Regions from separate parts of the Mus musculus genome. Here region 2 is linked to region 1. The links are chromatin contacts, found by Hi-C in ENCODE. All regions are on one chromosome and are shown on one strand. The core of a region is the stretch at or near the end of the contact, and the rest is flanking DNA. Distances in the headings are between cores, read along the strand shown. Region 1 holds the start of Mterf3 (mitochondrial transcription termination factor 3). Region 2 holds the start of Nsun2 (NOL1/NOP2/Sun domain family member 2).

Region 1 (4,079 bases), core at 784-3,283:
TGAAAAGAAAACCACCGTCTTAAATGAGTCACATTCCTAAATAAAACAGTGAAACTGTTGACCGAGTCTGAGACCCAGTTCTTCAAAACAGACTTGAACAAAATTGGTTTGGTAAAATTATGCTTGGAAAAAAAAAAAGTCTTTCAAACAAAAAGGGTCAAAATAGGGAGCAGCTGGGCCGGGAGTGAAGGCCTCCTAGAATTCTCCTCCTGAGACACAGATGTTGCACTGAAAGCTCAAGTCAAGCAGGAACAATGTAGTGAGACTGCCTAAAAGAAAAGAAAAAGAATAAAACCCAAACAAGTAACCAACTCCAAAACCAAAACAGCAGAAAGAACTGAGTACAATACCTAAATATTAATTAAAATAATCACTATAAAGGAGCGTGGAGTGGGGAGGTCATGCCTGTAATCCTAGCACTCAGAAGCCTGAGGCAAGATTGCTCAAAGTTCTACAAGTGTGACACGGCTCAAATAAATGAATAAATGGAAAGTGCTCAATAAATGTTAGCCAGCAGTATTCTCAACTAAACAGACAAAAAACCTGTAACTGTCAATTAACTCTTACTTATGCCGTTGTGTTCTGTTTCTCTAGCCAGAGGATTCAGATAGTTTTATGTCCTGAATAGGAAGAAACATTTGAGAGTTTAATCTCTTGTTATAGTTGGGGGATGCTTGCTAAGAATAATACAAGGGCAAATCTTTCCTTCTGAAGTGGTATAGGAAGGCGGTGTTGGCAATAACCTTGTGGAATAGGCAATTTTTGCTAAACTTTAGTTGGAAAGGGGCTTCCAAGCCTGCCAATTTTCCCCTCAAACTCCCTCTCATCTCCAAAATAGTTAAAGTAGGAACTAAGTTGTGCCACCTAGACAAGACCAAGCTTCGAGAGAAACTTCAGCACAGCCAGGCAGGTCCAATCTACAAGTGGGGGTCCTGACAGTCAAGACTGGATATGTCACTGTAGCCCACGATGATGGAGGTTCAGACACTATTCTCCACATGCTTTTACGTATGCTATTCTAGAAAAAAACACTGGTCCACTCTCAGCATCAAAGTACTTTTTATAATGTTGGGGATTACAATAAGGGCTCTAGGGTACTTACAAACCAGCTCCCAGAACCCCAATTTCATTCTAGAGTCTGTCCAGAATCAAATTCAATACCCTTTCCACATTTAGTAGACTCTGTTAAATTCTATTTGCATTCAAAGATCTGAGTGCTAAAGACTAATAATGTTCACCCTCCACTTTTACTTGCCAGTGCACTCCTTTTCACATAAATTTGCTGTCTCAGCAATGTCAATGATTGATAGTCTGTGCAGAAGGACAGCACAGTCCCGCCCCCTCTCGAGACCCACCTTCCCAGGGTCTTTTCAGCACCAAGCTAGAGGTTTGGAGGGTTCCAGTTTGTTGAGTGGAAGTGAGTCCAGGACAAATAAAGACACAAAGGACTCAGAAACGAGTAAAGATGTGCACTCGTGAATAACGCCTTACGGTATGTACATTAAGAGGGCAAAAGAAAAAAAAAAATCCTTAAAATCTCTCAAGTTCATTAGTAGGGTACGCCAGCTCTCAGCGGTTACCGGGCACTCTTGTTTTGTTGTTAGGAATAGGAACAAGAGCCGAAACAGGCTTTTCTAGGTTCAAAATCTTTACAACTAATCCCGAGCTCCGATGATGAAAGATGCACTTCGTAATAAAGGGCCTCTGGGCAGCGCAGCCGCAGTCCTTAGACTCTTTAACCAACCGGCTTTATCCGGGAAGGACTTCCGCAGGAAGCCGGGACATCCTCGGGGCCTTAGTCTGAAGCTGATGAACAAGCCCGGCGACGTTGCCACCACAAGGTTTAGGTACCGACCGATCGAGCCCGAACCTCCTCTCCGGGTCACCGATACCTACCAAGCCGCGAGGCTCCCGGACGCTGCTGGGTACAGGTAGGCCGGACAGTAATCCGGCCGGGCGGCGGTCTCGCGCTCCTGCTTCACAGCGACCGTGCAACCTACGCCGGGGATACGGTGCACCGTAGCTTCGCAAGCCGGCGATTCGCCACGCTAGGCCGGCACCGCCCCCCACGTGGGCTGCGCTGCGAATGGGCGAGACCATCTGCGGCGGCGCGGGAAGGGACGCCGCGGGGGACCGGGACAGAGCTGGCCTGGGGTTTGCAGGCCCTGGAGCTGGTCGCCGCGTTCCCAGGATCAGTCACTCCGCCGTAATGTGGGGAGGGTGAGAGCTCTACGATGTCGCCCTACTAGGCTGCTTCTTCAGGCTGCCTTCTCCCCCTGCTCCGGGACGCGGTGGTGGCGCCGCGACCCCGCCCTCGCGCGCGGGTCCTTCCCTGGGCTAGCACCCTTCTCAGGGTGCCAGACCCCGCCCCAGCGTCAGGCACCTTCGCTGCTGCGGTCCGTCGCTGCCGGGGTCCCAGCCTTCTAGGGCCGGGGCCTCCGGGGCCGCGGCAGGACGGGGAGAAGAACTATGGCGTCCTGCGTGGGGAGCAGGACTCTGAGCAAGGATGATGTGAACTACAGGATGCATTTCCGCATGATCAACGAGCAGCAAGTGGAGGACATCACCATAGACTTCTTCTACCGGCCGCACACCATCACCCTGCTCAGCTTCACCATCATCAGCCTCATGTACTTCGCCTTCACCAGGTAAGTCTGGCCTGGAGTCGCGCGGAGCGCCGGGGAGAGGAGGACAGAGACGACAGACCGAGAAGCAGTAGAGGGGAGGGTGGCCAGGTGTGGCTGGTGGTAAGGAAGTGAGTAGCTGTTCCACGCGTGCAAGCTCGGGGACACAAGGGCCACACAGCTCCTCTGCCTACCGCGTGGCTTACAGTCCTCTCCGCCTACTTTTCCACCTGCCACCCCTCATGTCCAAATCCCATCTTTCTCATTCACTACGTCGGACCACACCAGGAACTCATGCAGGTCACCTAGCTGGGTGATCCACACCCCTTGCTCTGTATCGTTCTCTGTCACTATCAGAAGGCTCTGATCTCTAACCACTCATCCGTGGTCTGTCTCCAGCAAATGGCATGAACCATTTCATGATTGAACCTCCTTCAACTCACACTACACACATAAAACACACACCATACACAGAAAAATCCTCTGGCATTCAGTATTACCAGGCACACACACAAATGTACATGTGAGGTGCACCACACTGTTTTTCCTTTTATATACATTTCCCAAAGTCATCTAATGTAACTCTTCTCCCAGTCTCAAACACCACCTCAATGCCACAGCATCAGCAGTCGCTGTTGACACACATCCCAGTGGATGCCTCCCATGAAGCACAAGCCAATACCCATCATTTCCAATGTACTGTACTCTATAGGCTACCGCTGACCACAAGGGGCACATCCTGCCCTCTCATGCATCTCTAAAATACTGGCTGAAAGGGGATAGTGGCAAGCAGTTGTGTATTATCTAGAGACTAGAGAATGCTAACCACACTAAACAAAACACATAAAATGCACACAACATAACATGGCTCTCTTATTCCCCTAAAAATATACACACATGTTCAGATCACTTCTAATAGCTGTGTATTTCGTACCTTACAAAGCTATTGTATCTGTGGCCCCTTGACCTCAGCCAAGGAGCTAATGGATCCTACAACATACACACCCCTATTTCTGTCTTATAATTTATATTATCTGAATTACATTTTTTAAAGAGAGGGGAGTCATACCCTATCCACCAAACCATTATGGCTTCCAAGAGTAACCAAGATTTCAAAACTGGCTGTGATTTTAGGGAAGTTATTTAACTTTGTTCTCAGTGTGAGGGTCCATGCCTATAAAATGAATAAAGAGTTTGTAATCACTTCAGGATTAGGAAGACTAAATGAGTGTGTGCACTGTTGAGTAGAATACCTGGTATATGGTGTCCTCAGTGTTTACCCTTCTTTTTGTTTGTGATAGGATTAGACTGTATAGCTTAAGCTACCCTTTAACCCTTACTCCTGCCTTAGCCCAGTGTTGTGAGTATAAGCTTGAACCACCACACCCAGCTTTTCCTGATATTTTTATCAGTAATCAGTCAAAGTCTGGGGAAGATAAGTTTTGAAGAAATGTC
Region 2 (3,940 bases), core at 712-3,211, 2.7 Mb after region 1:
AAGGCAGGTGGAACTCTGAAAGTTCAAGACCAGTCTGGTCTATAAAGTAAGTTCCAGGACAGCCAAGCTGTTACACAGAGAAACTCGGTCTTGAAAAAACAAACAAAACAAAACAAAACAGCAAAAGATCAATCAACTCATGTACCATAGTGGCCACAGTGGACTTTGGGCAATAGATCTAGAAACTCATTCTTTCTCCTCACTGGATTTAAGAAAGCAGAGGCTATTAACACAACAATGCATTCTCCCAGCCTCTCTGGGAAATGAATACTTTAGGATCAGAGAGGATAAGAGACTTTCCCATGTCCCAAATGTCACAGAACTCAACTTCCTTAGATATAGAGACATCCTTTTTTTTTTTTAATTGTGCACTTTTCAGAATCTAGATGAAAACATTTAAACGTTATTAATAAATGTTGGGTCAGTTAAAGATAAGACCTAGAGACAGTCCAGTCCAGTTTATTAGAAAACCCAAAGACTTGAGGCGGTCACTAAAACATTTTTCACATAACACCTCCTGGGAAAGATTCATACCATCTCACACAGAGAAAGCAAAACATCTCTGAAATTGCTCCAGTCCACATTCGGGGTCCACAGTGGTTCCAGAGTAGGTTGTTAGCAAGCTGAAGCTAGGTCACCTGGCTATGGGACAGGCTACCAGGGATAGATTCCCCAAGGGGGAAACAGTAGAAATGCAGCTTGGATGGCATCGCAGATACTCCTTAGGGCGGAGTCTGCAGATGGGCAGGGAAGAAATCCGGACCACTGTGCCACTATCCCTGACCAGACACGAACTTCCACCGCTTCTGTGCGGTCCTTTCTACCTCCCTTTCTAGACAATCCTTTGTATTTCGGAATTAAGTCTCTGAGCCGCGGGTCCTCGGGAGCAAGCGCAGGAGGGAAGACCATTACCTTTGCACGTAGTGGATCAGAAACATAGCTAGCAGGACGCGGTTAGGCAGGTTGCCCAGTCGGGCGGCTGCAGGACGGATGCACTCGTACAGCGGCCAGGCCATTGAAGGCAGCTCCTGTAGGAACCAGGCAGGTCGCGCGGGCACTCGGCGGCCGGACCACTGCGAGGAGTAGCGGCCGTAGGAAGAGCCCACCATCTGGAGCCCCACGAAGGCCACGAAAGCCAGGAAACCCTCCAGGTAGACTAGCGCATCCAGTAGGCGCAACTCATCCAACTCCATAGCTGAGGTCGAGCAGCGTGCTCCATGCTCGGATGTCCAAGTGGAGCCACATATAAGCTCAGGAGGAGGGCGCAGAGCAGCCCACAAGGGCCAGCGCTCCAGCAGGGTGTACCTGCCCAGGGGAGGGGCGAGCCACCTGCTCGGGCGGAGACAGGAGCACAGGCTAGCACCACCAGAAGATACCCTCCCGCCCGTAATCCAAACGAGAGAACGATTGGGTAAAACCCCGCCCACACAGGGAGCCACGCCTCTTCGGGGGGAGGGCGCCTTAGTCTCGAGCCCCGCTCCTCAGAGCCCCGCCCGATCTTGGAGCGCTACACACATTGGCTGAGAGCTCCTTTGGCTCGCGAAAAGTTCTGCCGGAGCTCCGCCCCCTCAGCGCCACAGCGGAGCACCAGAGCCTCGCATCACCCACAAAGTCCCGCCTACACAGCAAAGACCCCGCCTCTTCGCTCGAAACAGACTCTCGCTCCGCCCCGCCTAACTTGCAACCACGCCCCTCCACAGTCTAACCCGGACAGCGACAGATCGGACAACACTCCATGACTCTCTGCGCACGCGCTACGATCAGGTCGTCCATGCAGGTGCCTGAGTCTCTGTGTAAGACGGGGAGATTCACGCTCAGTGGCGTTTAAGGTTGATTTGAGGAAACACGTTCTCTATAGGAATACCACCCTTTTTTTTGCGTGAGTTCTCGGCGGGAGCATGTTGTGTCTTTCAGGCATATTTTTTGACTGCCTCTGCTAGGACCCAGCCGCGGGGTCCTCGGGATGCAGCCGGAAGTGCAGCGTGCGTGCGGTTTGGTGGGTCGCTGTGTGCGCTCCGCGTGTGCAGCCGCGTGGGCCATGGGGCGGCGGGCGCGGGGCCGGCGGTTCCAGCAGCCGCCGCAGCCTGAGGGCGAGGAAGACGCCAGCGACGGCGGCAGAAAGCGAGGCCAGGCGGTAGGCGCGGGGACGAGAGGGGTGTCTGGTGGGCTCGCGCGTGCGGAGCTTGCTCGTGGGCCGGGTTCGCGGGTGTCGGTCGGAGCTTGCTCACCTGTCGCTTTCCTGGCAGGGCTGGGAAGGTGGCTATCCCGAGATCGTAAAGGAGAACAAGCTCTTCGAGCACTACTATCAGGAACTCAAGATCGTGCCAGAGGGAGAATGGGACCAATTCATGGAGTCACTCCGAGAACCTCTCCCAGCCACACTGAGAATCACTGGGTACAAAAGGTACGTTTGCTGTGTCTTTTCTGAGGTGTGGACTTGGGGGCTGTAGTGCACAGGAACGTCCTCGGTGGGACATTAGAATATGAATAGAAAACGCGACCCGGGAAAGACTTGGGTCCTATGGGGGACCATCAGAGCAGCAGGAATCTTTGCCTCTCTTGCACGTCAAAGTACGTTGTCCGCAAGACTCGTGGCAATTAAAAACTGAAGCTGTGACAAAATGCAGTATTGCTTTTACCTTATTTGTAAGGTGTGTCCAACAGAACAGTGAACTGGAGGGAGTTAGAAAATTGATGGTGTTGCTTTCTTAGATGTTAACAGGGCCTAGGTGTTAAAAAGTCTGCACACCCCGGAGCGCTTATGGAACGTCTTCTCAGAACTGGTTTTACGTTTAAAACACTTGGCAATCTTAAAGCTATTAAATCTTACCAACTCACCTTCTTAGATGACTGTGAAACTTGCTTTTTTTTTTTTTTCCATAGCCATGCCAAAGAGATTCTCCATTGCTTGAAGAACAAGTACTTTAAGGAGTTGGAGGACCTGGAAGTAGATGGACAGAAAGTTGAAGTTCCACAACCACTAAGCTGGTGGGTACAGAATGCTTCCTCGTGCTGGGTGTTTCTTAGGTCCCCAACCCCCTTTAATGCACTTCTCAGCTCTAAAGTCACTGTCGGCTTAAAGAGCTTGGTTGTACTTTCCTTTTTTTTTCTTCTTATAAAGATTTACGTGTTTATTATATATAAGTACACTGTATTCAGACACACCAGAAGGCATTACAGGACTCATTACAGATGGTTGTGAGCCACCATGTGGTTGCTGGGAAGGACCTCTGGGAGGGAGAGAGCAGACAGTACTCTTAACTGCTGAGCCGTGTACCTAGTCCCTGGATGTATTTTTCAAGCATCTGTTTGTCTGTTTTCCGAGACAGGATTTCTGGGTGTTCTGAAACCTGTAGACAAGGTTAGTCTCAAACTCAGATCCACCTGCCTCTGCTGGGTGGATTAAATCCATGTACCAGCATCATCTGCCTTATTAGATTTATGTATGTATGTATACGAGTGCAGGGAGGCTGTCTTCAGGCACATCAGAAGAGGGCACTGGATCCCATTACCATGTGGTTGCTGAGAATTCAACGCAGGACCTCTGGTCTGGAAGAGCAGCCAGTGCTCTTAACCACTGAGACGTCTCCCCAGCCCCCATCATCTGCCTCTTTTCAAGCATCTTAATGTTCTTTCCTGTAGTGCTTTTATTAACATGAGGTTGGGGTACACATGTTCATCAGTGACTCGCAGTTAATTGAGTTAATGAGTTTGGTTAATTGGTCTTGGGTCCAGCTTCCTCCTTGATGTTCCTGAGTTGCTTCTTGAACTTCTTTTTACAATGACCAGTTTTCCACATCCTAGTTTCCGAGTAGAAGGGAAGACAAGCTCTGCTTGCCAGTCTCATCACAGGTTGCTATGGCTTGTGTGCCAGTGTTTCCCAGCGCAGCCTGCCTGTAGGCTCACATTCAGTCAGGCTTCCCCTGTATCCAGCAGCCAG

The links. Hi-C counts contacts between places; a loop is a spot of excess contacts on that map.
Region 2: a map of heart shows a loop between it and region 1 (5-fold over the local background). The contact joins the promoter of Nsun2 here to the promoter of Mterf3 in region 1. A Hi-C loop is called at or near these places in 2 of 37 maps with a recorded cell type or tissue (T-helper 2 cell and heart).

The regions. Positions count from the first base shown.
Region 1 is chr13:66,931,039-66,935,117 of GRCm38, forward strand. Mterf3 (mitochondrial transcription termination factor 3) reads right to left here and starts at 2,034. Exons shown (of 8, transcript NM_025547.4): 1 at 1,897-2,034. It overlaps Ptdss1 (phosphatidylserine synthase 1), which reads left to right and starts at 1,792. Exons shown (of 13, transcript NM_008959.3): 1 at 1,792-2,648. The coding sequence starts at 2,470.
Region 2 is chr13:69,610,055-69,613,994 of GRCm38, forward strand. Nsun2 (NOL1/NOP2/Sun domain family member 2) reads left to right here and starts at 1,962. Exons shown (of 19, transcript NM_145354.5): 1 at 1,962-2,134; 2 at 2,247-2,404; 3 at 2,884-2,988. The coding sequence starts at 2,039. It overlaps Srd5a1 (steroid 5 alpha-reductase 1), which reads right to left and starts at 1,409. Exons shown (of 5, transcript NM_175283.3): 1 at 913-1,409. The coding sequence starts at 1,193.